Regions from separate parts of the Homo sapiens genome. Here regions 1 and 2 are each linked to region 3. Evidence: chromatin loops called from intact Hi-C (ENCODE). Cell type or tissue: chondrocyte. All regions are shown on one strand. Each heading gives the region's core, and the rest is flanking DNA. Links, peaks and the distances in the headings are about the cores only.

Region 1 (10,148 bases), core at 2,897-7,896, 660 kb before region 3:
CACTCCTGCCCTAGTCATTTCTCTGTACATCTTGCAAAGATTAATTTAGGGATTGTGATTGTATTGGCCAGAGAAGAAAGAGCAGAACAAATTTGAAAAAGAACAACTTTATTACCTGAGCTGGAGATTCATTTTCATGAGTTTGTTTCTCAGAGAATTGGAATTATGAACTTCAAGCTTTTGTTATTTTCTTTTTCTTTCTTTTTGAGATGGGGTCTTTCTTTGTTGCCCAGGCTGGTCTCGAACTCCTGATCTCAAGCAATCCTCCTGCCTCAGCCTCCCAAGCAGCTGGGATTACAGGCACAAGCCACAACACCCAGTTTACTTCAAGTTTTTTGAAGCACACATTTAGGATATTATGGGGTTTGTCTTTAGGATATTATGGGGTTTGTCTCAGAAGTGTGTTTAGTGTTTCCAGATGGAAAATAATTCACCAGTTCTTGAATTGGTTTCTCTTCAATGTGATTCTCAAGTCTTGGGTTTTTTTTCAGTTATACCTTAAAAGTCTATTATCTTACCATTCTGCAAAGGCTTATACATTTATATATATTTATTAAAATTTAAATTATGTCCTCTAACTTAGAATTGTGAACATGTGGATATGTACTGAGCTAATTCTTTGGAATAAACATTTATGAGCTACAAGTATATAATTTTTTAACAAAATCAGTCCAATCTTCAAATTGACAAGTGCATTTAAAATTTTGACTTTCAGGCTGAAAATGGTGAATGTGAATGTTAGAGTTTATTAACTTGTCGATGACCATTAGTTAAAGACCACCAGGAACACATGCGTCATTTAGTAAAGTTGGGTCTGTTAATTGTTCAAACAAGGGAAAACATAAACCATGGGGCCTCTCAATCAGAAGGTGTTAGAACTTACAGGATATAGGCTTCTGTTGAGCAATTTCTAGAGAGGGTTTAAGGAAGTAGGGCTTTACTCTGGAATGTATAGCGTCAGGAAATGGTAGTAATTCTATGATTGGATGTGTTAACTTTTATCTAAAAGGAAAGAAAAATGGATCGAGGCTAAAACTATAGCTGATAAAGAAGGAGCAGTCACTCATATCAGCCAGAATGGAGGGTTGTTTGGTTATTCTTGTGGTTTGGGCAATGCCTTTGTTTTTGTCAGCATTCAAACATGATTATGGAGTGGTCTTGTTTTTAATCTTGATCCATCAGAGTCACAGGGTGACTTTGTCTGATGTTGGTGTTCTGTTAACAAGAGAACACCACAGCCTAGCTGTGAGTGCCAGGCCAACTCCTAACAACACCAGGGTGTAGTTGATTGTGTCAGGCTGGGACTGTTTTCTCTTTCTCAAACATGTTCATGAGTTTAATATTCCCCTTAATAATTAAGTAATAGGTTTGATAATAATATAAGCATTTTAAGTAATATATTTAATATTTAAAATCTCTATAGTGGAGTAGATTCTGTGTTTCCTAGTTCTGTTGCCTTAAAAAGCTCTTAGCTCTAATTATAATTTTTATAATATTAAAAGTAAAGCCTAGAATACTATATTTTGCCTAAATGACTCTTCTTTTTGAAAAATATATGTTTTTGGTCTGCATCAAAAGCAGACTGCATTATACCCAGTGCAAAAAGTGTAAAAGAATTTTATTTTACAGCAAACATCAAACCAGATGCAAACAGATTCATTATCTCCATCCCCTAATCCTGTGTCACCTGTGCCTTTGAATAACCCAACAAGTGCCCCAAGATATGGAACAGTGATCCCTAATCGCATCTTTGTAGGAGGAATTGATTTTAAGGTACCTATTTATGCATGCAGTAAAGTGTATTTTTTCATTAGAAGTCTTTATTTCTCAGAAATTATTTCTTTGTGCAACTATAAAATAACATATTTGCATAATGATTAACAGATTTTGAATTATCTTATTATAAAGAATCTTTTCAACCAGCATGTAGGTTACATAAAGCATTAAAAACTGTTCAATGTCAGATATAAAGAAATTGATCCTCACTGACTTGCTGTGGGCTGCTAGCCACATAGTGACAGAGTGAGACTAGAAGCCTAGTTTTCTGTCTCATAGCTCCATACTCTTCCATACCAGAACTAATTATACTTTCTTGCCTAATATTCCAATAGCCAAAATAATTGATTATTATAATTTTCAAAAGAGACTCTATTTTTTAAAAACTTACTTTTATGAAATACTATTTCTTTACCCCAACTCTTATCTCAGATTCCTGAGCAACCTCCTAGGCATCTATTCTTTGCAAAGCACTTTCTATGTTAGAATTTAGGATTTGATCACCAAAAAAGTCCTGTGTCCTTGTCAGAATAAAGCATCTTAAAAGTAGTATATTTAAGCAGAAAAAAAAATAACTATTCGGTACTAGGCTTAGTACCTGGGTGCCAAAATAATCTATACAACAAACCCCAATGATGAGTTTATAACAAATCTGCACGTGTACCCCGAACTTAAAATAAAAGTTTTTTAAAAACTAATATATTTATATCATGTAATCAGCCATTCCACTGTTTCAAGAAAGCATAGTTCATGACATGATGTGCAGTGCCCCCCAGCCCACATAGGGGAGGTAAGAGTAAACACCTACAAGAAAGGCATGCATAGATATTTTAAGTGGAATACTCTTACTTTCAAATGGATATATAGAAGGATTTCCAAGCTTCTATTTTACATATTAGAAATTATAGGGAGAGTTATCATTTTCAACAAAAAAAAAACCTTCCTTATGCCATTAGGTGTGATATTTGACATTTATAACTATTTCCATATAACCAATCTGTTACAATTTGGGTGGAATTTCTTTTTTCCTGCACAAGAGAAATGTTACACTTAGTGTATTTGCCAAAACAATGAGTCTTAAACAAGTATATGATTGTTTCACTAAAAATAAAGTAAGAAAAATTATTTCTTATAAAATATTTATTTTTAAAAAGATTTTCTTTGTGGAAAATACTGATAGCTGGCAGAAATGTTCAATTTGGGAATTCATTTATATTACAATAGATTAGCATGTTTTTAAAAATAAGTTATCAATAAATATAAACATTTGTATGGCCAGGTTATTTTAGGTTACTGAAGCCCATCAGCTACAGCATGCACTTTGGAGACGGTTGTTATAATGCAGCCATAGCTTTAAGGTAATTGCTAGGGCTTCCTCCTGTATACTTATACCTTTTTCAAAACCACAGATAAAGGCCAGCAAGGAAATCATTTACTTTAATAGCAAGTAGTCACAGACTTTTTAACCTTTCATTTTTATAAGCAAACAGACTATCCCTCTTAATGCTTACTTTTCTTGACTGTCTCTTTGTCACTAAAGAAGTGGAGCTACAAAATTGAGGTAGTGATTATTCTACCAGAGAATAGTTGGAATTAATTTGTATTCAAATATCTAGTAACAATTCTTATTCTAGCATTGATTTCATTTTCTGTTAACTGAAATAAAAGTCATTCAGTTTTTCTTAGATTGAATCAGTATTTGTCATTATGCAGCTTAGCAGGCTTTATGTTACCAACTAAAAACCAATAGTGTATGTAAGTAGTGAGGTGGCAGTTGAACTCAAAAGGCATAGCTCTGCACTAAGGCATGTCTTTTTGCAGTGTATATAAAGAAATTTTTTTCTAGAGAAAAGTTACTCTTGTAGACAAACAGTTACAGCTAAACCAGGAAATGAAATTGCAATGAATTTAGTGTCAGTATTCTGAGAAAAGGTGATATGAGTCTATTATCAGACTATTTCAATTAAAAAAACAGACATGCCAAAACCATCTTTGTAGACACCTTGTATGCTTTAAATCTAATTATGATTCCAATTTTTATTTTATTATCAAAACAATGTCTGAATTTAGCTGAAATGTATATTGAGTACAGATAAGGAATCTAATAACTTTAAATCTTATAGTCACTCCATTGTTCTCACAGTTGAGTTCAAGCACTTTTGGAAATACATTCCTTTCCTAAAACTGACTTAGGAAAGGAGTTCCTGAGACTACTGATTAAAATAGAATGACTGGTGTAGGCCAACACAACCTAGTTCCACTGCCATGACTGTCTCTGAGCCACAAGAGCCAAAATAGTATTGTACCCTTACTATGGAAATAGCATTCCTAATCCAAATTGGCTTTTTAAAAACTGGCCAGCTAGAGAACAAGAATCATTTAAAGATTTCTTTAAATAGTGAGTTTTGTAGTTTTAAAATAATTCAGCTTACATTTTTATTGGCATATGGTAATTTAACAACATAGCTATTGCATAAAGCAAGATATTTACCTTGATTTTAATCACCTAGTGGTTTATGCACTGTTTTGATGATGAGAGGCATTTTTCATGCATCTTATCTATAACTTTTTCTGTCTCCAGAGCAAGCATGAGAATTATTCATCTTTTATCAACTAAAAATGCTTTTTAACGTTTTCTTTTTATGCCATTAGACAAACGAAAGTGATTTAAGAAAATTTTTTTCCCAGTATGGGTCTGTGAAAGAAGTGAAGATTGTAAATGACAGAGCTGGAGTATCCAAAGGGTTAGTATCACTATAGATTGTCTATGGAATTAGCAACTCTATTTTCATTGGATGACTAGGTTTTGTACGCCAGTTTACTTTGGTTCCATTTTCCAGCAGAGACCATCATGCCCTCTTCTTTCCTCCTACCTTTTGATTTCCTTGTGTGTGTGTGTGTGTGTGTGTGTGTATTTTGGAGGGAGGAGACACTGTAATATTTCTTAATTTGTTGAGAAGTTATTCTTGCATGGGTGGAGGGACCATTCAGTGGTAGGCAGCAAGCACTTAATGTAAGTAGCAGATGTACATTAGCTGAGGAATGAGAAGCAAAAGGAATCAGATTCTTTTGGAATTGTATCCCTGCTTTAGGCCATAGAGAGCTTTATTTGAAAACAGCTGACACCAAGAAATGTCTGTAGGTTGTGCCTCAGAGACCTAATTAGGGGACCAGTATGAGAAATATAATTCTAGTGAGAATGATTTTTAATTGCTATATCAATGATAATGAAAATTGAGAAGAAAGTAATAGACTGTGTCTTTAAATGTGTATAGAGCTGTTTCAGTGGAATGCTATGTGTACAAAGCCAAATTTCAGAAAGGAAAAAGATAGTTTACATAGTACACTCACTTAAGGAGTTGGACTGCAAAGTTAAAAGAAAATAGATAAGGCAGTAAAGTATTGTATTTACTTTCTTGAAAGAGAGACGAGACATACATATTTATAGGCATAAGAAAAGGGACCCATTGAGGTGGTATTGGTGAGAAACAACATTCGACAGATGGATATGCTGGAAGAGATGGGATTCTACAGAAAGGTTATTTATAAACAGATGAGATACTTCCTCAGAATGCCAAACAATATTAAGGTGAAGTGAGATTTACCTCTTTTGTTTGACTAACAGAATTTGCTATGTTTTGGTAATACCATTTTTTAATCATTGGAAAACATACATGGAAATGTAAATGTAAACTGTATTTTATGCCTTTTCCACTGGGTGGCGTGTGTGTTCTACCAAAAAAATAGCGTAAAACTAATTCCTTAACTTTTTAATGTTTGGGCAAATAGATAAAGAGAAATTCCTTTGTTTAAAAGAAGAAACTTTGTATATGATCCAGTAATTATGAATTGAAGAAAATAGTGAAGATATTTAGCATTACTCAGAAGAGTTTACTTAAGTTATCTAAATAGCAATTATGTTTTGAGAGATACATTTTTTCTTTCTTTTGTTACTTTTTTCTCTACCTATTGTGGCTTTTTGGACATGGAGCACATCATTTATGTGTATTTGTATCTTCAACATTATATGAATTGTGCTTGAAGTTAATTATGTATGAAAAACAGATGTGAAATCTGGGTTGTACATATTTTTAATTGATATTGTTTGGGAATATACTAATAATTACATTATCAGTTATATGTGCTAATAATAATAATTAAATAATACATTTACATTGTCATTCACCAATATAAGAAATTTTATTGTGTTGAAATTTTAAATTTTTTAGTTATTTTTCTACTTTGATTTCTCTTAGCCAAACTTCTATTAGTTTAAAAGGAGATTATTGCTCTGGATTGAAATTTATTGCATCCCCAATTTTTAAGCAACAGCATGAATCTCTTGTGCTTTTCTTTCCTGCATACAGCTGAGAGCTGAAGCTGTTTCAAGATCTCAGGGGTTTTTTTTCTTTTAGTTCCTGACTAAAAGTGACAGTGTTAGGCTGTGAATGATTCTTCTAAGATTCCCATGCTAGTGCAGCATAGAAACATGCCTACTCCTACAGTGGCCGATGATTTAAAAACAAAATTTTTAAACATTTTAATATAATTAATATAACATTCTAAGAAAATGATTAATTAGTAATAATTAATGCATTTATTTAGGTATGGTTTCGTCACTTTTGAAACACAAGAAGATGCACAAAAAATTTTACAAGAGGTATGATCTTTTGGTGTATTTAACTTCATTTCTGGAAATTTTGTATTTGAAACTAATCTTTTCGGGGTTCAAATACAATAATCAACTGCTTTTTAAAAAAGGTTTGCATCTTAAGATTGGCATTGGTCTCTAGGAAACTTAATCTGCAGAAGAGCAAATTCCAAAATCACTACAAGTATGGTTGTGAAACTGTAATATAATGTTTCGCTTTATTTACTTAAATTAAGAACTTGGGGATATATCTTTTGCGAAGTGTTAATAGCATTTTGAATGTTTAAAAAACACTACAAATGTGGATTCCAACAGTGAGGTTATCTGAGATGATTTCCCTCCTGTGAAAAACATTATATAAACTAAGAATATTCACAGAAAAAAAGCCTATAGCCAGCAATTCAGTGTAATAACTTTAAGTTAAGGCAAATATAACATTTAACTTTTTTAGAAAAAAAGTAGAATTTGAATTGTATGTTATTAAAATCAAATACAGTCAATTCTTGTTATTTGTGGCAGTTATGTTCTCTAACATTGCTAGGAACACTGAATTAGCAAATGCTGAACTCCTCTTTCTAGGGGAAGTACAAGGTAATGTTCCCAAGAACCTCTGGTCACAATATTGCCATCAACCTATCAATATATAACCTTGTTTTATATGGTTTTCCATTTAAAGGCATCATATATAACAGATTACTGGTTCATTAACATTGAAGCCATGGCCAATAGCACTATAATTCATGCTTGAATTAAGCACATCTAATATATATATTCTCCATAATGCCTATGACAGTCTTCTTGTGCTAGCCAGCACTTCAACAATACACATGGGGGCCATTTTAAATAGCCAAATCACCAACAAAAAGCACAAAAATGGAGAAAACATGGCACTAAATAGAAAGCTCTCTCTTAGAGTATGAGCACTGGAACAAGAAGAAAGAATATCGCCTTATTTGACCTCAACTGGGAGCATGCGCATCAGGCTACTCAAATTTTCCGCCGCTCTTCACGTGTCCACTAATAACCTCAAAATTGCCACAAATATTAATTTTAGGATTACAAGTAAATTTTAGCAAGTAGGCAAATTCACAAATACAGAATCCATGAGTAATGAGGATTGACTGTATTACAAATGGAGAAAATGGGGAATTGCGGTCAGACCCAGATCTATTTCAGTCTGAAGACGGCTCTTTCCCACTATTCCTTGCTGCTTTGAAAGAATATTATAGTCTGAATTTTTGAAATTCTTTCTAACTAGTTTTTCCTTATTGATTTTATAAATAATAGTGCTAAAATAATAAAATAATTTCTTTTTTCTTTATTTTAGGCTGAAAAACTTAATTATAAGGATAAGAAGCTGAACATTGGTCCAGCAATAAGAAAACAACAAGTAGGGATCCCTCGTATGTATTGAGAACTAATGTATTTTTAAATATTTTTGCATGGTTCTTTTTTGAAATATAAGACTTTTTATAGAACTTTATTAAAAGATCATGTTTCTTTCATCTAATAAAGTTATTTTAGCAAAGTTGGTGGAAAAACTGAATATTTTTGCCACAAAATAATATATCTCAATTTTTTTGGCTGGGAAAAAATTTATATACATAAAGATGCTTAAGTATATTCCATGTAGTTACATCATTAAAGGAAAAAAAATCTTTCGTGATGAAAATATCATTTAATATAGCAAAAGTAATTAGAAGTAATTTAATAATTTAGACTTACTAATGAGAAAAATTTTAATTAGAAACTAATTTAAAATTAATCAGAGTAAAAATATTGAAAGTGAAAACATAGAACTAATATCAGAAACTCGCTGCATGCTGTGTACTGTAACCCAGCCAGGTGTGTCATAATTTTCAGGGGGACAATCCCTAAAGCTTTAGGAATTGGCTAAATTATGTATCTACCTTCCTCAAATTTCTCTAATGCTTTCAATTCTATCTTTCCTCACTCTTTCTACTTATTAAGTTAGGCATCTTTATAGTTAACTTTTTACCTTTAATATTTATTAAAATTCCTAACAGTCTTTGGCTAGAAGGAGAAATGTGATGTAAAATTTATAACTAACTTATTTTCCCTTAGCCACATCCTAGTGTCTACGGGAATGTTTAAAACATTAGGTTATTATATATAATCTGTTAACAAATTAATAGATTGTATTCATTTGGACTGTTATGCTTTTGACTTAGAAATAATAGATATTTGGTTAATACAGTTGCCACAACTACAACAAAAAAGAGATTGATGTATATTAAGTTTAATTTTGACTTAGTATTTGTTAATTTAGGAGACAATCAAAGTATCCTCAGTAGGTTAATACAAAATGGAATGCACTAAATATGGCAGAATGCTGAATATTTTCAATCTACTGTTGTTACTTGCAAAGGTTAAGCTAGAACATATAGTAACGGTCCGTTAGCCCATTATCACCAGCAATATGTACTAAATAGTAATGCTCATAGTATGATCTACCAGTTGCTGAAATAGAAAATAAATCAGCACTATGCTGAATGCTTTCACATATACAAATAGTTTTTTCAAAACTACTTAGTGCAAGGGTCAATGTTATGAGTTTTCATTTAATCTTCATAGAATCCCATGATGTATTGTTATCTCTATTTTTGTAAATAGAAAATTCAATCCCAAAAAGATAAAGTCATTGTTTTAAAAATGTTTCTGCTGAAATACTCCTAAAGGTAGAGGAGAGTTAATCTTGGCATGTTGTGGTTCCTAACCCACTGCAGCATACTGGAATTGCAAATTTTCTTTAAAGTCTCATGATTTATGCAAAAACATCATGTATAATTTGCATTCTGTTCCATAATATCATATTGTTTATTTGAATATAAAAATATTTCCCAAAAACAATTGAATAAAACTGATTCTGTAGGAAGATTACTATGTTCAGCCTCTGCTTTTTCATATCTCCTGGTATACCATCCATCCCTTATCCAACTTTAAGAAGTATGGGGTTAAATAGCCTAATGGTGAGTGGTAGCACTAGCCTTCAAATGCAGGACTGTTTGACTCCAAAGTTCTTTTGACTTTTCTGCGAAGAAAAATAGGTGTTAAAAGTACATTTACAAATAAGGGATTCTTATCTTAGTTTTTTCTTAGATCTGTCATTTCTTTCCATCTCCATTACCAACACCCGAGTCCCAACTAACCACTTTGTTTACCTTAATTCCTGGAAAAACATCCTAAGTGGTCTCTCTGAATCCAATCTTTCTACCTTCCAATCCATCATTCACAAGGCAGCCAGAGTGATCTTTCAAAAGTGCACCTCTTATTGTCTTATGCTCAGCTTATTTTGAGGTATTCTTCCCTTTTCTTTCCATGCTTTAGCCATGTAGCCTTCTTTCAGTTCCAGAACATTCTATACTCCTGTTCTCAGAATCTAATATACTGTTTTCTTTACCTAGAATGTACTTTGCCATCCAATTCATTCTTTAGAGCTTAGCTGAACATCATTTCATCACAAATTTTCCATATATATGTATATAGAGAGAAATTTTATATATGTTTTGTATACATAATAATTGAAATGTTCAGTATCGTACCCTATAATGCCTCATGTATTTATCAAAATTGTATTTAATTAATTAATTGTGTAATCAACTAATGACTATCTTCACTACCAGACCTAACTTCTTTGAGGATACAGACCATCTCATGTCTAATTTTTTTATTTTTTGCTGTATCACTAGGGCCCTGTTCA
Region 2 (10,148 bases), core at 3,139-8,138, 240 kb before region 3:
AAAATTCTGTTACATTATTAGCAGGTTGTATGATACATAGATATGATAGGTTTTTGAGTATTTATTATGTAGTTAAAACTTTGCTAAATATTAAGAATCCTAAAGGCTGTGTGCAGTGGCTTATGCCTGTAATCCCAGCCCTTTGGGAGGCTGAGTCTGGCAGATATCTTGAACCCAGGAGTTCGAGACCAACCTGGGCAACATGGTCAAACCCCATCTTTACAAAAAATACAAAAAATTGGCTGGGAATGGTGGTGCAAGCCTGTAGTCTCAGCTACTTGGGAGGCTGAGGTGGGAGAATCACTTGAGCCTGGGAGGTTGAGGCTGCAGTGAGCCATGAAGGCACCACTGCACTCCAGCCTGGGTGACAGAGCAAGATCTGCACCTCTTTGATAAGGTCATTATTCTCACTTATGAGGCCTCTACCTTCATGATGTAATCACCTCCACCTCTTAACACTATCACATTGCAATTAAATTTCAACATTTGAATTTTGGCGGGACACAATCAGACCATAGCAGGGCCTTTGGGAAGTAATTAGATTTTGACAAAGTCATGATTCTATGAGTTCTTCATTTGTGTTTATATTTATATTATTTTATTTTATTTTTAGAGACAGTTCTGTTGCCCAGGATGGAGTGCAGTGGCAGGAGCATAGCTCATTGCAGCCTTGAACTCCTGGGCTCAAGTGATCCTCCTGAGTTGGCCTCCCAAGGCACTGGGATTATAGGTATGAGCCACTATGCCTGGCCTGTATTTAAATTTATTATGTACATTTTAAAGAATGCTTATAACTGAGTAAAAATATCAGCAGTCTGGAAAAATCAGCAAAAGTTTCAAAGAGAAATTTCAGAGTAAGAAATCCATTTTATAAGCAAACATGAAGATGCTTAATAAGTAACTGAAGAAATGCAAATTGAAGCAATAAGCAGTAAGTTCACATTTTTGCCTACCAGATTAGTAAAGATTTAAATGTTGAGGGTATGGGGAAATATACCTTCATACACTATTGCTAAAATTATAAATTGGTAAAAACTTTCTGGAGGGCAATATATGTTCATTAAAAATATCTGTATGCCACTTTTTCTAGGCACTCTGTTTCTAAGAATTTCTAAGAAAATAATTAGACAAAGGCACAAAGATGTAACTACAAGCGTATTAACTGTAATAGTATGTATAATGTGAAAAAAGTACAAAATAAGCATTAATTAGGATGAGAAAGCATATTTTAAAGGCACAGACAGTGCTAAATTCACCCATTAACTGCAAATTTTGATGATATTATCCATACAGGATTTGCTAAGCATTAAATAATTGGGGCTAGAAAGGTCAGTGAGAAATGTCTCAACTGCTTTACCATGGTGAGTTGACTGTGTAATAGGTACTTAATGGAGAGACAACTTGCCAAAATAGATAGCTGTCTCTCATACTGCCCTGGGGCCTGTTTTTTAATAAAGAACAATTTCAACCCACTTAGCAATGGTAAATGTAGTACAAAGCTTTCAGTTGTTTTGGAGGTAGGGGGAAGAAATCCTAAGCTGACTCAAATAACACAGAGACAGACTAGAATTTCAATGGAAACCAGATGTTCTCATTGTGGTTGTCTTTTAATGGCTATCAACAGTCAAACCCTAACCCCACATCTTCAACATAGACAGTCCAAAGTGAGTCATCCACTAATGACTGGACAAATTACCTGGCTCCTTGTGCATGAGAAGTGCTAGCAGCTTTGGTTTGTGGAGTACTTTCTATGTGCTGGGCCCCATGCTGAAGTATTATACCTATCTTACCTCATTTAATTCTAAGAAACCTGTAGAATCAAATATTTTCCCCATTACAAAAATGAAAAAAACAAATGAGACTATAAGAAGTTAAATGACTGAGTTAAGGTCATCCGGTAGGGATTCAGGCCTGTGTCTGACTCCACAGCCTGGCTTTTTTTTTTTGGAGGCAGGGTCTCACTCTGTCACCCAGGCTGGGGTGCAGTGATGCAATCTCAGCTCACTGCAACCTCTGCCTCCTGGGCTCAAGGGATTTTCTTGCTTTATCCTCCCGAGTAGCTGGGATAGCTGGTGCCTGCCACCACACCTGGCCAATTTTTGTATTTTTTTTGTAGAGACAGGGTTTCACTATGTTGTCCAGGCTGGTCTCGAACTCCTGACCTGAAGTGATCCACCTGCCTCCGCCTCCCAAAGTGCCGGGATTACAGATGTGAGCCACTGTGCCCAGACTTCCACAATTTGGCTTTTCACTTTCACAGTATACAGGACAGCAGGGCTGATATTTGACCAGTAAACACCAATGTGACCACAGTGATTTTCTAAATATTAGAATATTTCCACACTAACTGGTGCCTGGCTGCTGCCCTTAGCCTCTCTTCTGCTGCCCTCCTCTGGGATCCCTGGACAGCCTCTCACAGCCACTAGAGGGCCACACCTGGCCCAGCAGGGGCCCCTAGGGGCCCTTCTGGGGCCTGCTGTTTCCCTAATGTGAGGGTCATTAAGTTTCTGCATATCCCCCATGGTATGGTTTAGATGTTCCTCCCCTCCAATTATGTTGAAACGTGATCCCCAATATTGGAAGTGGGGCCTGCTGGGAGGTGTTTGGGTCATGGGTACTGATCTCTCATGAATGGCTTAGTGCCCTGTAATGAGTTCATGCAGGATCTGATTATTAAAAAGAGTCTGGGACCTCCCTCCTCCCTCTCTTGTTCCCTCTCTTGACATGGGACTCACTCTCCCTTTGCCTTCCACCATGAGTAGAAGCTTCCTGAGGCCTCACAAGAAGCTGAGCAGATGTTGGTGCCATGCTTGTACAGCCTGCAGAAACATGAGCCAAATAAACATCTTTTCTTTATGAATTACTCTGCCTCAGGTATTTCTTCATAGCAATGCAAAATGGACTAGCACACCCCCCGAGTAGAGAAGGTCTCTAGTGAGCCTAGGGCAGAGGAGAGATCACTTCTCCAAGTGACAGCTTTGTTATTTTTCATCTCTAGCTACTGTATTTCATATGTTAAAGGTTTCCTGCCATACCAGTTATAAGTTGATCCCATGTTCACTTTTTGGTGCCACCCAGAATCCCACAAGAGAAGCCTGGCCTTTCTATGTTGCCTCATCATTCCTGGGGGGCCTCACTTTCTCACATCCAGCTCAGTACTGTCAGCTCCAGGGTATAGCTAAATCTTGGGGCATTTGCAATTTGGGGGAATTTCATTTGATCTAAGACATAATTGACTGCCAGATGCACCATTATTTTATGGACCAGGAATGAAAATACTACTACTGAAACCACGACACAATGATAGTGATGTGTCTTATATGAATCACTCACACCAGCATCTTGTTGCTTTGAAATTCCTTTCATCTATTCTGAAGGGCTCAGCAATTTCCTCTGCCTTCAGTTGCCAGGATGGGCAATCCTTGTGCACACTTCTCAGTAGCAAAATGCAACACAGATTCATCTTCTTGTGGGTATCTTCCTTTCTTAGGTTCTAGAAAGGCTGTGTTTGATTTTATTGCTTTGCTAAACGTAGGTAAATGTGGTCATTCCTTCTAAGAATTTTTATGTCTCTCACACCAAATCCACATTCGACTGTTGTTTTCATTCTCTGCTGTGCTATCTCTATGGAAACTTTTCCTATTGACATTGAATGCTAGTGTAATCATTTTGAAGACATTTAAAACAGGGATTGAAACACCTATATTATCAACAGTGCATATAACTCAATTGTGACAATATTGTCAGCAGCTGCAACCAAGTTCTTTTGAGCACAGGCAGAGACAAGCTTGTGATTACTGCCTGGCCAACAATGATTACGAGATGTATCCTGATTTGGAAGATTTTTAAATTTGAAAAGAGTGTGTTTTAGAATGGAGTTAAATGCACTTTGTTTATTTGAGGTGAATCAACTGAATTTTGCAGATGCAAAAACTGAGACTCAGTGTAGTTAATCATTTTGTTTAAAGTCGCAGGCCTTGTAATCGGTGGAGCTGGAACCCAATTCCAGGTCTGTCTGAATCTGAAACCCATGCTTCGTCCCATAACAAGTTGATAATTCATGTAGGGAGAAAAGTCAAATATTTATGGACACTGTTGGTATTGGTGTCTCACCTTGTCCCTGTGGAAATACTGAGCAGTTCTGTGTTCTCATCTGCAGCTTCCATGGGCTTACCTCCTATCCTAATAGCTGAAACCTATAACCTTCTTCAGAGAACTGCCCTTGGGCTACAGAAGCAGCTTACCCTGGATGTTCTCAAGAGTGAAAACTACTCAGGAGTTTTCATGCCTTCAGGGCAGCCCAAGGTGATAGCTGAGGAGTGAAGGAGCAGGAAAGCCGAGCTCTTCTGCCTTGAGGCAGGACAAATTGTGTGGTGTAACTGACCCTCCTGGATCAGGCTGAGGCTAGGACTTCAGCCTGCCTTCTGGCTTCCTCCCTTTCCCTATTCTGCTTCCCCAACTCTCTTACTGCTTTCTCCTGGGAGCCCTTTCTTAACAAATCACTTGCACACATGTTCTCATCTATCAGCTTCTGAGAAACCTGACCCAAGACAATGAAGAAACTGGTGAATAAGGCAGCGTTATGAATAGCACAGTAATGCCCATTGATGATGTTTGTTTGTTTGTTTTTGAGACAGAGTCTTGCTCTGTTTCCCAGGTTGGAGGGCGGTAGCTTGATCACAGCTCACGGCAGCCTCGACATCCTAGGCGAAAGCGATCCTCCCACCTCAGCCTTTCAAGTAGCTGGGACTACAGGCATGTGCCACCATGGCTGGCTAATTAAAAAATATATATTTTGTAGAGATGGAGTCTCACTATATTACCCAGGCTGGTCTTGAACTCCTGAGCTCAAGTGATCCTCCTGTCTCGGCCTCCCAAAGTGTTGGGATTACAGGCGTGAGCCACCATGCTCAGTCCCACTAACTATGTTGATTGAAGCACTTACCTTCATCACTTCCAGTCCTTGGGGAAGTCTTCTAATTCTGAGTCTCTGTTACAGTTTGACTGAGTAATTCGACTTTCACCTTCAAGTTCTAGGACCGGCTGGGTGCAGGGGCTCACTCCTGTAATCCCAGCATTTTGGGAGGCTGAGGCAGGTAGATCGCCTGAGGTCAGGGGTTCGAGACCAGCCTGGCCAACATGGTGAAACCCTGTCTCTACTAAAAATACAAAATTAGCTGGGTGTGGTGGCGTGCACCTGTAATCCCAGCTACTTGGGATGCTGAGGCAGGAGAATCGCTTGAACCCAGGAGGCAGAGATTGCAGTGAGCCGAGATCACTCCATTGCACTCCAGCCTGGGCAACAGAGTGAGACTCTGTGTCAAAAAAAAAAAAAAAAAAAAAAAAAAAAAAAAAAAAAGTAAAAAAGTTCTAGGACCTTTAGCTCTTATTAAATCCTATCCCCTCTGGACCCCAAGTGAGACCCCTGTGGACTCCTGGTCCTAGTGATAATCTCTGCCATATTCAACATCAGTTGCTGGGCTGGAGGCTCTCTGAAACTGCCACTAGGAATCCTGTTTTCATTCTTGTCACTCTTCAGACTCAAATCTAGATTATTCTAGAGGTGGTGTCCCTCAGCTCTGCATTTGGGATTAGTAAAGTCTGGATTTTCCTTCTGTTTTCTTTTTATAAAAATTTTGATTGGAATCATACAGTGTTGAAATGGGAAGAGTGCTGAAAGGTCATCTGGCCATCCAGAGAAAGGAAGAGACTTACTCAAGGTCAAAGAGTCGGCTGGGGAAATGTGCCTCGAAACCCAGTTCTGTTTCTTGTGCTGCCATGCCCTTTGCTCTGGGGCTGATATATTTCTGAGTTAAGATACAGAACAAATCTGGTTTCAAGGAGGAAAATTCCCTCCATTTTGTGTGATAAATTCAAATCTCATTTATATTTAAATTATTCTTCCTTACAATACTCAGAATCCTCAAGACCCTCACACTTTTCTTTCCGCACAGAAACCAAATCCCTTCATCTCTTATCTGGGGTTCCCTAGAAACTTTCATTTATTTCTTGGGGAGGGGGCAATGAACATCTCTGACTCAGGCAAGGCATTGTAGAAGAGCCGCATCAGAATTCTGTCTTCATCTTAGAATTTGATCCTTACTTGCTTGTACCACTAGAGGGAAAAAAGGAAATGGCTAGTCTTTGTGCCCTCCCTGCTCAAATCTCAACTTGAATTTAATCCCCAGGTACTGAGGGAGAGACCTAGTGGTGGGTGATTGGATCTTGGGGGTGGTTTCCTCCATGCTGTTCTTGTGATAGTGAGATCTGTTCTCGTGAGATCTGATGGTTTTAAAAGGGAGCTTTCTCTGCTCTCGCTCTCTCTCGCCTGCTGCCATGCAAGATGTGCCGGCTTCCCCTTCACTTTCTGCCATGATTGTAAGTTTCCTGAGCCACGTGGAACTGTGAGTCAATTAAACCTCTTTCCTTCATAAATTACCCAGTCTTGGGTATTTCTTTATAGCAGTGTGAAAACAAACTAATGTATCCAGAAAGAATATTCACTGAAAAAAAAACACTCCAGGTTTGTACTGCTGTGGTGTTGCCCACAGAAACTTTTTCTGGGGAAATAGGCTAAATTTAAGAGACAGCTGATTTTAGACTTTTTTTCGTTTTGTTTTGAGATGGAGTCTCGCTCCATCACCCAGACTGGAGTGCTGTGGTATGATCTCATCTCAATGAAACCTCCGCCTCTCGGATTCAAGTGATTCTCCTGTCTCAGCCTCCCGAGTAGCTGGGACAACAGGTGCCCGGCACCCACCACCACGTCCAGCTAACTTTTTTGTATTTTTAGGAGAGACGGGGTTTCACCATGTTGGTCAGGCTGGTCTCCAACTCCTGACCTCAGGTGATCCACCTGCCTTGGCCTCCCAAAGTGCTGGGATTACAGGCATGAGCCACCGTGCCCGGCCTTTTTTTTTTTTTTTTTTTTTTGAGACAGTGTCTCACTGTGCTCACCAGGCAGAGGTGAGATCATAGCTCACTGTAGCCTCAAACTCCTGGGCTCAAGTGAACCTCCCACCTCAGCCCCAAGTTGTTGGGATTACAGGCACTTGCCACTAATGCCTGTTTTTTTTGTTTTGTTTTGTTTTTGTTTCTGTTTTTGTTTTTGTTTTTCTTTTGAGACGGAGTCTCACTCTGTCACCCAGACTGGAGTGCAGTGGTGTGATCTCGGCTCTCTGCAATCTCTGCCTCCTGGGTTCAAGCAATTCTCCTGCCTCAGCCTCCCCAGTAGCTGGGATTACAGGCACCCACCACCACACCTGGCTAATTTTTTTGTATTTTTAGTAGAGATGGGGTTTTGCCATGTTGGCCAGGTGGTCTCAAACTCCTGACCTCATGATCCGTCTGCCTCGGCCTCCCAAAGTGTTGGGATTACAGGCGTGAGCCACCGCGCCCGGCCCCGGTTTGTTTTTTAATGCATCATAATCCTGTATAGGAAGGGCATTTTTTCCAAACTTTACCAGCCTGAAGCAGTATTATGAGGGTTTTCTTTTCTTTCTAAAAAAGAAATAACCTTTTCTAGGGTTATTTCTGGGGATCTTCTTGTAGCCCCTCTACCCTCTGATCATGCTTTTGTGTTCTCAAGGCCCCCTGTTGCCTCCTTGTCTTCCTTGGGGGAAAATGTGGCATGGTGGAAAGAGCTGGACCAAGTGGAAGATGGACTGGGTATGCTCACCATTAAGGTCTTCAGGCAGCCTTGATCTTCGTGCCATGTTGGGAACTGGGAAATCATGTCATGGCCTAAGTGACATTGCACATGTTATTTAGCCTTCCTAAGTCTCAGTTGGCATAACCACATTTCCTTTTCCCATCTCACTATTGTCTTGCTGGACCCCTGTTGATTCCAATAGGGATGGCACTGTGTCCAAGAGGCCAAAGAAGAGACTTGGAGACAGTGAATGATATATAGGGTTTATTGGGGGAATGTACCTACAGGGACTGTCCAGTGTTGGTGAGCTGGACGGAACACCTACTGTTTGTAAAAAGCATGCAGTTTACCTAGCATTTTTACTTTGCACCCTCCATCTAGCCCATAACAAAGGGCCTCAATCCCCTATACAACCTGCATTCCAAGGGATGGGTCAGAGGTTCAGACATCCTTCATAGATAAGGAAAGAAACTCTGGACTGGCCACTCCCCGGTTCCTTACTGCAGGACTCTGAACACACACTCTTCTGAGGCCACAGGTCATTCTCAGGGTGTGCTTAAGTTACTGCTTTTGGGTGCATCCACCATACAACTGTATAGGGAAGATCACATGAGACCATTTATAATAACGCGCATTCTTATAAAGTGCCACCTTCACTTTGATCCTTGCCTTCTGCTGAGTGATATTGGTCTTAAGGAGTGAATTAGATAAACCAGTACCCTAAACTTCAATCGCTCATATGCTACCTTCATGATTTTTACCATATCCTCATACTACATATATTATTATCAATTTAACATTCATATTTCAATGATATGACAAGGTAAATATATTTATTATTTAATATTAATTTTATATTTTTATATTATATTGAATTATTTTTATTTAATATTATTACTTAAATTTATTATTTAAATGTAGAAATCACTAGCTAAATCCATTTAAATTATTTAAGCCATAATATCTGTGAAAACCCATGTTTGAGATGCTGGTTGCGTTTCCTCCTAATACATATCACAAATACCTGCATAACTTGGAAATAAAAAATCATCTGTCTACAATCATCTCAGTGAAACTCAATAAGATGTACACAATGCTTTGGGAAATCTTTGTTGCCTGTTGGCTTGCTAATGGTGCCTGGCAGTTCTCAGCTATGTACAAAGTGTAAGGTAAGCTCTTCACAGGAGGGTGGGAGGGTGTTGTCAATTTTTGACTCATGTGTAACAGTAATTCGTTCTGGGATTCAGTATACAGGTATTTACATGATGTCTATCAACTGGAATAGGCAGAGGGGATTATATGACACAATAGCATAGTACAGTAGCATAGAACTTGCTGTGGGTAACACATAAAAGGTATAAGGAAAAGTTTAAGCTGGTACCTAGAAAGGTCTTCTGTTGGTTGGATGTGAGATGTAAGGTTATGACCTTAAAAGTGTATACTAGGGTACAGTTAGGCAGTAATAGGATCTGCCTAAATAGTAACATGCTGCTAGAGAGTGACAATCGCAAGTGTGGCTGCTTTTACAGTCAGAGCTATGTTGTTATATTATAGTAGGATTGTATCGTAATTATTGCTGATTTGTTTAGTATTGTCTGAAGACTTTCTTTCAAGTGTACCACTAGTATTCAAAGGTATCCTGCAGACCCAAATGTTCAGAACTGCTGGCCTAATGCTTTAGGCCAGTTACAGTGCACAGAATGCTTAAAGTAGAGGCCCATAAAGGTAATATTATTGGCAGAAGTTTCAGGAAAACTTGCAGGTCAACAAGACATCAATGTGAGAAAAAAATCTGGCTCAGTCATTGATAATGACAGTTAAGTCTTCACTTTGAACATTATGGGTAGGCAATTGGTACAACCACTGGGGAAAAGGCCCATTTTTACTGCACTTGGCTTGCTGCAAAAGGAATTCCAGAATGCCTTTTCTGTCACTTGCCTTGAACTGGCACTTAATTATTTGAGGTTAAGTCTATTTTCTCTGCCTAAATCCATTATGTATACTCTAACCTACTTACTTTCTTATTGAATTGCTTTGATGAGTTATATTTTTTTCTAGTCAATTATCCACTTAATCTGTGTCTTAGTCCTTTTGTGCTGCTACAACAGAATACCATAGACTGGGTGACTTACAAACAACAGAAATTTATTTCTCACAGTTCTGAAAGCTGGGAAGTCCAAGACTGAGGTGCTGGCAGATTCTGTGTGTGGCGAGAGCTTGCTTCTTGGTTCACAGATGACCATCTTTCTACTGTGTCCTCACATGATGAATGGGTGAGGGAACTCTCTGAGGTCTCTTTTATAAACCCACTAATCGCATTTGTGAGTGTTCTACCCTCATGACCTAAACACCTCCCAAATGCCCCACTTCCAAATACCATTGCATTGGGGATTAGGTTTTTTTTTTTTGGAAACGGAGTTTCGCTCTTGTTGTTCAGGCTGGAGTGCAATGGCGCGATCTCGGCTCACTGCAACCTCCGCCTCCCCGGTTCAAGCGA
Region 3 (10,148 bases), core at 2,129-7,128:
TTTGTGTATTTGCTTTAGTCTTCTGATTGTGATACAATGAGAATTTTAAAAAATTATTTTTATTATTATTATTTTTTTATTGAGACAGGATCTGGCTCTGCTGCCTAGGTTGGAGTGCAGTGGTGGGATCTTGGCTCACTGCAACCTCTGCCTCCCAGGCTCAAGCCATCCTCTGGCCTCAGCCTCCCGAGTAGCTGGGATTACAGGTGTACGCCACCACGCCCTGCTAATTTTTGTATTTTTTTGTAGAGACGGGGTTTTGCCATGTTGCCCAGGCTGGCCTCCAACTCCCGAGCTCAAGTGATCTGCCTGCCTTAGCCTCCCAAAGTGCTGGGATTACAGGCATGAGCCACTGCACCTGGCAGAGCATGTTATTTTTATATCCAGAAAACCAAAAAAGCTATTTTCACTTTTGAAAAAAAGAAAACCCAGGTATAGTGGACCTAGAGAAGAGCTGATTAGTGGATAACTAGAAATCAATAAAACTGGCATTGGTAAGAGGTAATAAGAGAACAGGGGAACGGGACTGAAGGGAGAGGCTTTGCAGAAAGAAAATCAGCAAGACTTGGTGGGACATGAACTGGAGGAGTTGAAGACTAATGTAAGGATTGAAATGTGGCAAAGAGGCCAGGCGTGGTGGCTCATGCCTGTAATCCAGCACTTTGGGAGGCCGAGGTGGGTGGATCACCTGAGGTCAGGAGTTCAAGACCAGTCTGACCAATATGGTGAAACCCTGTCTCCAAAGATACAAAAATTGGCCAGGCGCGGTGGCTCACGCCTGTAATCCGAGCACTTTGGGAGGCCAAGGCAGGCAGATCACGAGGTGAGGAATTCGAGACCAGCCTGACCAACATGGTAAAAGCCAGTCTCCACTAAAAATACAAAAATTAGCTGGGTGTGGTGGCGCATGCCTGTAATCCCAGCGACACAGGAGGCTGAGGCAGGAGAATTGCTTGAATCTGAGAGGCGTAGGTTGCAGTGAGTTGAGATCCCACCACTGCACTCCAGCCTGGGCAACAGAGCAAGACTCTGTCAAAAAAATAAATAAATAAATAATAAAGGAAGGAAGGAAGGTAGGAAGGAAGAAAGAAATCCGGCAAAGAAAGGTGGTGCAGCAGAGTAGTTAAGTGTTCCGTTCTGGGGCCAGACCGCCTAAATTCCAATCCTAGCCTTGACTTTTAGTATCTATATAATCATAAACAAGCTCTTTGTGTGTCTCAGTTTATCTGTAAAATTAGGGAAACAATAGTGTCTTCTCCATGGAACTGCTGTGAATATTAAACAGCTTTATCATACATAAATCATGTAGAATAATATCTGCCACATGATAAGCACTAGAAAAATAGATGTTATTATTGATGTTCATTAAGAAAGACGTCAGGAGGAAGAGTAGGCTTAGGGAGTTAAACCAATATATTTAGTTTTTGACAAGCTGATTTTTAGGTTTTGGTATAGCCAGTCTGAGAAGCCCAATAGTGTCAAATGTGGTGTTCTAGCATGGCAGACTGGTAGAGAACAGAAGAAAAAATGTAGATTGCTTCATTCATGTAAAGGTGATTGTTGAAACCAGGAGAAAGGGACGAGACCGCCCAAGGAGAGAGTATGTAATAGCATGAGTACAGAAAGTGAAACAGCCCTTTACTCTTAGGAACAGGAGGAGGAGAAAGAGCCAGAGAAAGGGATGATAAAAGGAGTTAGAGGAGACAGGAAGGAGTGTCGTGTTTTCATGAAGATGGAAAGCAGACAAAAAAGAATGGGGGCATCAAAGAGACCAAGGAACTGTCGTCTGAGGTTGGTAAGGAATCTTTGCGTGAGGCTGAAGTCGCAGAGCGTGGTGTTGAGGGGGCAGGAAGCACGTGGGTGGTCAAACTGCCAGCGTTCCCAAAACTGTAGACATCTGTCTTGCCATCCTGGTATCTGAAGGACATCCTGTGAATCCTTCAAAGGAAGGGAAATTATTGGAATTTAATAAAGGCGCTCTCTTTACCAACCTCCACTTAATTAATTCACAGAGTTGTCTGATGCACTTCATTTTATCTGTAAAACATGCCACCAATGCTCTCAGTGTGCCCCATACCAGAGGCTAGAAGGCTACTCTCTGGCACACCGGCCTACTGCTCCCAGTTAACTGACCAGTGGTCAGTTCAGATTGGATAAGGGACTTCAGCTTCTGTGATACATTGGTTTTTGCAGCCCCTTCTTCCCTTCCACAAATGGAGCTGAAAAGCATAATTCCTTAATTTTAATATTTATTTTTTTCCTGTGGACTGCTGATCATAACTAGAATATAAGAAATGCCATTTTAAAACTCTGAGATTTGAGTTTATTATGATTGACTCTGTGTAAATAGGATTTTGAATCAAATCTAGCCTTCATTCTCAGTCTCCCTTCATCTATTCTGTCTGTATCCTCCGATTTCCTAAATCTCTTTGAATCCTCCTTAGTTATTCCAGATTCACTCTGGATGCACGGATCATCTAACATTTCCATAGAGCCATCCTGTCTGACTCTGGAGGTAGCTGTCTAATTAAAGTTGTTATCTCTCTGTACCACATTGCTCCTTGGATTTTGAAAGTGTTTGTAGATTGCAAGACAATTTGTATTTGTTTAGATTTTCCAAAAGTTGAGGGAAGTAGCATATTGAAATGCAGCCATTACCTATCCACATGTTCACTTTGTTTTCCTCTATTCTCACAAAATAGTAAAAGTGATGTCTTCATGAGCAACTAAAAGATGGATGGGAAGAGGAGGAGGGATGTGTGTTCAGCCTGCATTTCACAGTTCCTCATTTTGCTTACATTGATTGACTCTGGTCCTGTTTTTTGACTTCATGATATGAGTTTAATTGTGATAAAATAAAGATATACTTTACTGATACAATAATCAATTGATGGTTTACTTATAATTTGTAAATAGGTAGAACATGAGAAAGTATAAAATATTTTTTCTTTTCCATTAGAGACTACATTGTAATTTCTGTAGCATCTCAAGGCTCTTTTAGCAAGCATTCAAAGTAAGCGTTAAAGAAGGCACTAGACATAGAGCTGTGCTGGATACAACTTAGAAAGACAGACTCAGAAATTGCCATTGCCAGGTTGTCTACCTCCTGTTCACTGACATTTAGCCTGTGCATGGTCTCAATTCTTTTCTGTCTGCAGGCTCTTAGATCATTTAGCTCTAAGAGATGGGAGTTGAAACATGTCTGCTTGAAGTGGACCAGTTCCCTTCTCTATATGTACCAGGACCAAATTATGGAATAGGTTGTGTTGGAGAAGTTGAAGGTGGAAACTGGAATGGGCAAGAGTAGGCAGTGATAGGGACGGTACTTAGAACGTTGGAGAAGTAAGGGAAAGGAGAGGAATGAGTGAGCCAACCACGTTCCATCTCTCTTGCCCTTAGAACCATACAAAACAAAACAAAATAAATTGGACAATGTGTGGCTTTTTCACACCAGTATTTTAGGAGGCTCTTGCATTGAATTAGGAAGACTTATTGGGTTTCTCACCTTATTTGACCCCACCCCTAACCGCAGGTTGGACTTAATGTTATCCCATAGAGCTTTTATTGCTCTGTAGTAGGGCCACTGAGCTCTGTGACCCCAGGGGTGTACCATGCCACAGAGAACATTATGCTTTCAAGACCCTGGGGAACAACAATGTCTGTAAATTTAGGGAACGTATATGGGATATTGGAAGATGAGGAAAGAAGGCATTAGGAATAAAAGAAAAAGTGAATGGATTTCTGAGGAGACTGGTGGTCAAGAAAATATAAACACTGCTTTTAGTTCAAAGATTAATCTTCCTTAGGCAATGCTGAGTTCTGCCCTGAAAGAGTACTAATATTTGTTGTAAATATTTTAATCCTCAGTATTTTTCCTTTATGACTTAGGGCTTGATTATGCCTAACTCAATAGAAGTGCTTCTTGCTTAATTAAATGGATTATCAAAATAACAATAATTTCAAAGCCCTAAATTCTATGGGAAAATGTAGCTAGAAAATTGGAGGGAGACTAGAAATTAAGAAAAAAATTTTCATAAAAGCTTTGAATAGATGGAAGAATTGCACATATTCTCTCTTTTGAGAACGCAAGGAATGTTTTATCTTTTTGTGCAATTCTAGGAATAGTAGCAACAGCCAGTACCCCTGCATGATAAATTTCAATTTCTCAGATCATGAAACTCAGTAGGGTTCCCTAGTCTCAACTTTAATGTTCTGAGTTCTAACTTTTAAGAATTATATAAAAAGTATTATCCTTTTGAGTTTCATTGGTTTTCTATAGCTTTTTGAAATAATGAGCTCCCTTTACACCCATACCATGTGAACAAAGTTGTCCCAAAATGGCTGCCATGATACTCTTAATGCTTTCTGTCCCAATTTCCCCACCTTATCTACCTGTTTCCCTATGTGAAGAAAAAAATATCAGCTATAGCCTGGACTCAGGCTATAGATGAACCCAGGCAAAGATCTGCAAAGATGGATGCAAAGCAATTGTCACCACTGATCATATGGCTGTTCTTTGCATTTTACCTAACTTTGGTCATCTCCATTTACTTGTCCCTTTACAAGTGCACAAGCACTCTCAGAGAAAAGAAGGTTGTGGTGTTTGCTATCCCTGAAATGGGCCTGGCTTTGCCCACCACACACTTCAGAGATCACTTCTGCTTTGTCTCTCTGCCTGCAACTTAGATAGCTACCACCAAGTTGGTGGTTACTCCTTGGTAAGGCCTTTAAGCTCTTTTATAGACATGGAAAATTGCTTAGCTGAATATTGTGAAGATATTTTCTAAATGCTGAAGTATTTATAGCTTTAGATATATTTAATTAATAATTACTTATGGTTTCATATTAAGAGAAAACACTGGAGCAAAATTTAAAGAAATAGCACCACCTAGGGACAAGTTAATGCCAACTCCACAATTTCTGCCTTCTCTCGCCTTAGTTATTTTGAAGTGTCATCACTTTTTAATTGGAAGGGGGTGTTTTAAATCCTTATTCCAAAGTAGTTCCCAGGTGTTTCAGTCCTTGGAACTGTGTGCAGTCCCGACAACTAAGGCCTAGCTCTGGAATCAGATAACTTTTAGGAGCTCTCCTTCCCAGTATGTCTCATGGTCAGCGATGGTTTTGTATCTCATTCTCTTGATTGCTCCAGTTTTTCCTCTAAAAGTATTATCAAGCTTCAGCTCTCCTTTCTCAGTCTGTTCTGATTCAGATTATACTCATAGAAGATGGAGAAAAGATCCTATTATTTCTTTTCTTCCCACATCTACCTGAGAATATTGAATTATAATGATACATGTTTTTTTTTTTCAATTAAGATGAACTTACCGTTCTAATTAACTTTTTTTTCTTGGCACAGACTATGTGTAATTCCTTTTTTATTTCTAAGGAATAGACTTATAGAATATAATAAAATGCTTGTGTTAAAACCTTGGTTTTATAACCTATTTTAGCCCACAGTCCAAAGCAGGGGTTAAAAATGGGACCCTCTTACCCCAATTCTGTAGTTCAGGGTTAAGGTACAGAATTCATATTTCTTTTTCTTTCTTTCTTTTTTTTTCTTTTCTTTTTTTCTTTTTTTTTTTTTTTGAGACGGAGTCTCGCTCTGTCGCCCAGGCTGGAGTGCAGTGGCACGATTTCGGCTCACTGCAAACTCCGCCTCCCGGGTTCACGCCATTCTCCTGCCTCAGCCTCCCAAGCAGCTAGGACTACAGGCCCCGCCACCACACCTGGCTAATTTTTTGTATTTTTAGTAGAGACGGGGTTTCACCGTGCTAGCCAAGATGGGCTCTATCTCCTGACCTCTTGATCCTCCCGCCTCGGCCTCCCAAAGTGCTGGGATTACAGGCGTGAGCCACTGCGCCTGGCCCAGAATTCATATTTCTAACAAGAATCCTGGGTGATTCAGACGTGGGCAGTCCTTGGTCCACTCTAAGAAATACTTACCTAAATTATTATTTGTTTTCCAAGATGGAGTTTTTAAAACAGTCATTTTAAAATACAGGCATTTGGATTTCATCACAAAATGAACATGCATTTTTAAAACCTCGTATTTTAATCTCAGACTTAGAGAAATTTTTCCTCTGAGACTTATAAAAATAAGTGTTACATAGATTTTTTTGATAACAATACTTGGATGAAAATACATTCTCTCTATTGGGGATACTTTTATTCTAAAATAACAGTAATATTTTCTTTTGGGCCTATTTTCAGAAGAAATTCTGTAAATTACTATTTCTTAGTTACATATGGTATCTTGGTATTTAGTATAATGATGATTGGTATATAGCTGTTGTACATTTTCTGTGTTTTGGCTTAATCTGTGTCAGGAAATTTCATAATTTCGATCATGAATAGTAACAAATATATGAATTCAGCACACATTCCCAGCTGGTCATTCAAAAGGCAGTTTCCTAAACAGTTGCATGCCTTAGTCCTGTGACTTCTAATGAGTTAAGTAAAGTAAGAGATTCTCTTTTGGAACAATAAAAAATTATGGTTTTGTTTTTTTCTGTTTTTTTCTTTTTCTTTATTCTTTTGTTTAAATTTTTTCTTTTTTGTTTTATTTTATTTTAAAAGTGATTTTTTTTTTAAATGGAATTATAATGGAGGGAATAGTAGAGGGTTCCAGATCAGTTTTCTTTTCTTTTTTTTTTTTGAGACAGAGTCTCACTCTGTCACCCAGGCTGGAGTGCAGTGGCACGATCTTGGCTCACTGCAACCTCCGCCTCCTGGATTCAAGCAATTCTCCCACCTTAGCATCCCCAGTAGCTGGGATTACAGGCATGCGCCACCATGCCTGGCTAATTTTTGTATTTTTGGTAGAGATGGGGTTTCACCATGTTGGCCGGGCTGTTCTTGAACTATCTCAAACGATCCACCTGCCTTGGCCTCCCAAAGTGCTGGGATTACAGGTGTGAGCCACCACGACCGGCCTCAGGTCAGTTTTAAGAGTTGCAGTGATTCAGAGCCATTTGGTCAGCTTCAGCTTAAAGAATACCATGCAAGGTAACACATTTGTCTTTTTTGTGTACTATAGACAAAGGTTGAAAAAAACACCTTGAAGGAAACTTCCTTCTCCAGTAGATCACAGGAGAGGAATAAAGGTTTCAGATAACTGTTTCTCTAAGCTTTTAAAACATGTGATGTTATGCAATAACTTGAGAGGTCAGGTACATTTTATCTTTTCCTTTCAAAATTATCTTTGCCTCTTGTAATTGTTGATCATACTTTTATTTTATTTTATTTAGAAGAATGTCATTCTGTCACCCAGGCTGGAGTACAGTGGTAAAATCCTAGCTCACTGCAGCCTCATGTTGATCATACTTAAAAAATAAATAAATAAATGAATGTTTTCAGGGCATTATTAGGAGTGTCCATAGGGGTATTTCAGATGGGTGTCACTGGCTCATGAGCACCTCCATTGTTTTTCTCTCCCTCTCTTTTTTTTAGAGTAAAGATGGCAAAAGTCCACTGCACATGACAGCTGTCCATGGAAGGTTCACACGGTCACAGACCCTCATTCAGAATGGTAAGAGAGATGCTTCAGTAGTGTCATTATTTCGATAGTTTCTTGTTGTGAATTTGGCTGTCAGTCACCTGCATATGAAAGTCGATGCCCTGTTTTGGAGTTTTAGTAAGCATGCAATTACATAATTCTTTGATGTACTTTGCTAAAAACTGTTCATCAGACATGTCATCAACATCCACCTTAATAGTAAAAACATAAAGCCACAGTTTCACAGTCAATTTGGAGTCAGGCACAGAGCATGAGCTTTGAAATTGGAAATGATGTATTTATGTAGGCTCAAGATCCTGTGCATCTCACTCTGAAACTAATAAAGGTAAGTAGCATTCATTTTCCAGCAACAAATCTGAATTATTTTTAAATTTTAGAGTTCACTATAATTTCCTAAGTTAAAACTTATTAAGCTAGTTGGGCAAAATTAGGAAAAATGAGATGACTTAGAGGAAAAGCAGGTAAGGATGTGATATAAAGGATCATAAAATCACAGGCTTAGGTGGGCGTGGTGGCTCACGTCTGTAATCCCAGGCACTTTGGGAGGCCGAGGTGGGCAGATCACCTGAGGTCAGGAGTTCGAGACCAGCCTGGCCAACATGGTGAAACTCTGTCTTTACTAAAAATACAAAAATTAGCCAGGAGTGGTGGCAGGTGCCTATAATCCCAGCTACTCAGGAGGCTGAGGCAGGAGAATCGCTTGAACTCGGGAGGAGGAAGTTGCACTGAGCCAAGATTGTGCCATTGCACTCTAGCCTGGGTGACAGAGCGAGACTTTGTCTTAAAAAAAAAAAAATTCACAGGCTTGACAGAGAAGACCTGGGAAAGTCACAGTAATATAGTAACTTTCTGGGCTTACGACAAAGGTATGCTTGAACCATCAGGTTGTCACTGAAGTCAAAGTACTAGGGAGTATCATTTTACATCCTGGTTCATGTTACTAATAGGGGGTCATGGCCAGCAGCATCACTTCTATTAGTAAATCTTAGAGAGTATTTAAAAAAGACAAAAACCAGGTTTAGTTCAGATTTTAAGCTGATATTCCAGGTCAATCTGGCAGTTCCTATTTTTAGTTGACCCATACTTCTACTTCTCAAAATTCTGATATTAGTCAGTTTCCTTGGACCTGTATTTTTCTCATCTATAAGAATTTCGGACCACATACACTTGAATTATTAGTGGCACTGAGTTATGTCTTAGTCACTTAAGACATAAAACAAAGAAGTCATTTGACATTTGGATGGAAGACCAGCCAGTGGAATTATGCTTAGCAAGCAAAATATCTGCAGCAAAGCAAAGGAAATTTATATGCATTCCAGTGAAGCTATAGGGAAAAGAAATCCTAACAAGTTTCCAGTGAGCCAAGGAAGGTAAAACAGAAATTAACCGTGCAATACCCATTATTTCTAATTTGAAATATGTGCTATGCCTTTGACATTCATTTTATTGAAAAGGCCACCGTGTTTTATTTTGCTGAATGTAAATAAAGGGGGTCGGGGGGAGTGACCCTAGTCTCTTTCGAGCACGTCTCTTATGCCACTGTATTTCTCAACTGTTTTTCAGAAATAATGTCCACCCCCCTTTAAAAACAAACAAAACTTTTAGAAACAAACAAAACTTAAACAGCTTGGTTCCCTTTTAGAGCAACTTCAAGCTCCAGAGACAAGGTTGGAGGGAAAACAACTTTTCTCCTTCTAAGCACTGCCTTCCCCGCAGGTTCATCCCTGTGCGTCAGGCCATGCTGGTCATCTCTATGACGCATCTCCTCTCTGTCCTGCTGGCATGCTTACAACAGTCCCAGGGGACTGCTGGCAGCTTTGGCCTCTGCAAGAGCCATGTGGGCTGGAAGAATTCCATGTCCTGCCTGGATATTCTTGCTAGACTTTTTTTGTTTATTTGTGTTTTTGTTGTTGTTGTTGTTGTTGTTGTTGTTGTTTTTTAAGACACTTTCTCACTCTGTTGCTCAGGCTGGAGTGAAATGGGGTGATCTCAGCTCACTGCAACATCTGCCTCTCGGGTTCAAGCGATTCTTGTGCCTCAGCCTCCCAAGTAGCTGGGACTACAGGTGTGCCACCATGCCCAGCTAATTTTTGTATTTTTACTAGAGATGGGGTTTTGCCATGTGTTGACCAGGCTGGTCTCAACTCCTGGCCTCAAATGATCTGTCCACCTTGGCCTCCCAAAATGCTGGGCTAACAGGTGTGAGCCACCGTGCCCTGCTGTTGCTAGACTTTTGAGTTGGGGGAGACCTAAAAGAGACCCTGTCTCTTATCCTCTGTGGTCAGGGGATCTTTGTTTCAGAACCTCTCTCATTCTTGGTTGTCCTGGCATCTTGCTTATGGATTGGGTGGGGTCCAGGGGCCTGAATTGATAAGGATATAGTGGCTATAATATGTAGCCTATTATATATAATGATAAAGCTAAGTGATAATGATAAAGCCAAGTGTTCATAGTGTGCCAGGCACTTGGCTAAACACCACTTATAAAGCCTTTCAACCACCCTATGAGAAAAAGGTACTATGATTATCTCCATTTCAAAGATGAGGAAGCTGAGGCAGAGAGGTTGTCACTTGTGTCTGGATAAATGGCCAGTATGTTGAGGAATAGGGATCTGAACACAGGAAGTCTGACA

The links. Hi-C counts contacts between places; a loop is a spot of excess contacts. Peaks named below come from ENCODE experiments on the same cell type or tissue, not always from the same donor. Only the 100,000 strongest peaks of a DNase experiment are listed, where the experiment ranks them.
Region 1: a loop joins it to region 3, with 6 times the contacts of the local background. A loop is called at or near these places in 11 of 110 quality-filtered maps.
Region 2: it touches region 3 in a loop (2.9-fold over the local background); 4 of 110 quality-filtered maps call a loop at or near these places.

Annotation. Positions count from the first base shown.
Region 1 is chr2:197,773,347-197,783,494 of GRCh38, reverse strand. It overlaps BOLL (boule RNA binding protein), which reads left to right. Exons shown (of 11, transcript NM_033030.6): 2 at 1,630-1,773; 3 at 4,429-4,520; 4 at 6,382-6,436; 5 at 7,755-7,830. The coding sequence starts at 1,645. Among named protein-coding and RNA genes, the nearest start is that of BOLL, 6.9 kb to the left of the region's middle. In chondrocyte, for the core only: CTCF peaks have their summits at 5,288 and 5,505; no DNase peak of the experiment used is centred there.
Region 2 is chr2:197,352,350-197,362,497 of GRCh38, reverse strand. No RefSeq gene overlaps it. Among named protein-coding and RNA genes, the nearest start is that of ANKRD44-DT, 46 kb to the right of the region's middle. In chondrocyte, for the core only: CTCF peaks have their summits at 5,917 and 6,117 (motif pointing right); no DNase peak of the experiment used is centred there.
Region 3 is chr2:197,108,146-197,118,293 of GRCh38, reverse strand. ANKRD44 (ankyrin repeat domain 44) reads left to right here. Exons shown (of 28, transcript NM_001195144.2): 9 at 7,450-7,528. Among named protein-coding and RNA genes, the nearest start is that of ANKRD44-AS1, 85 kb to the left of the region's middle. In chondrocyte, for the core only: a CTCF peak has its summit at 4,879; no DNase peak of the experiment used is centred there.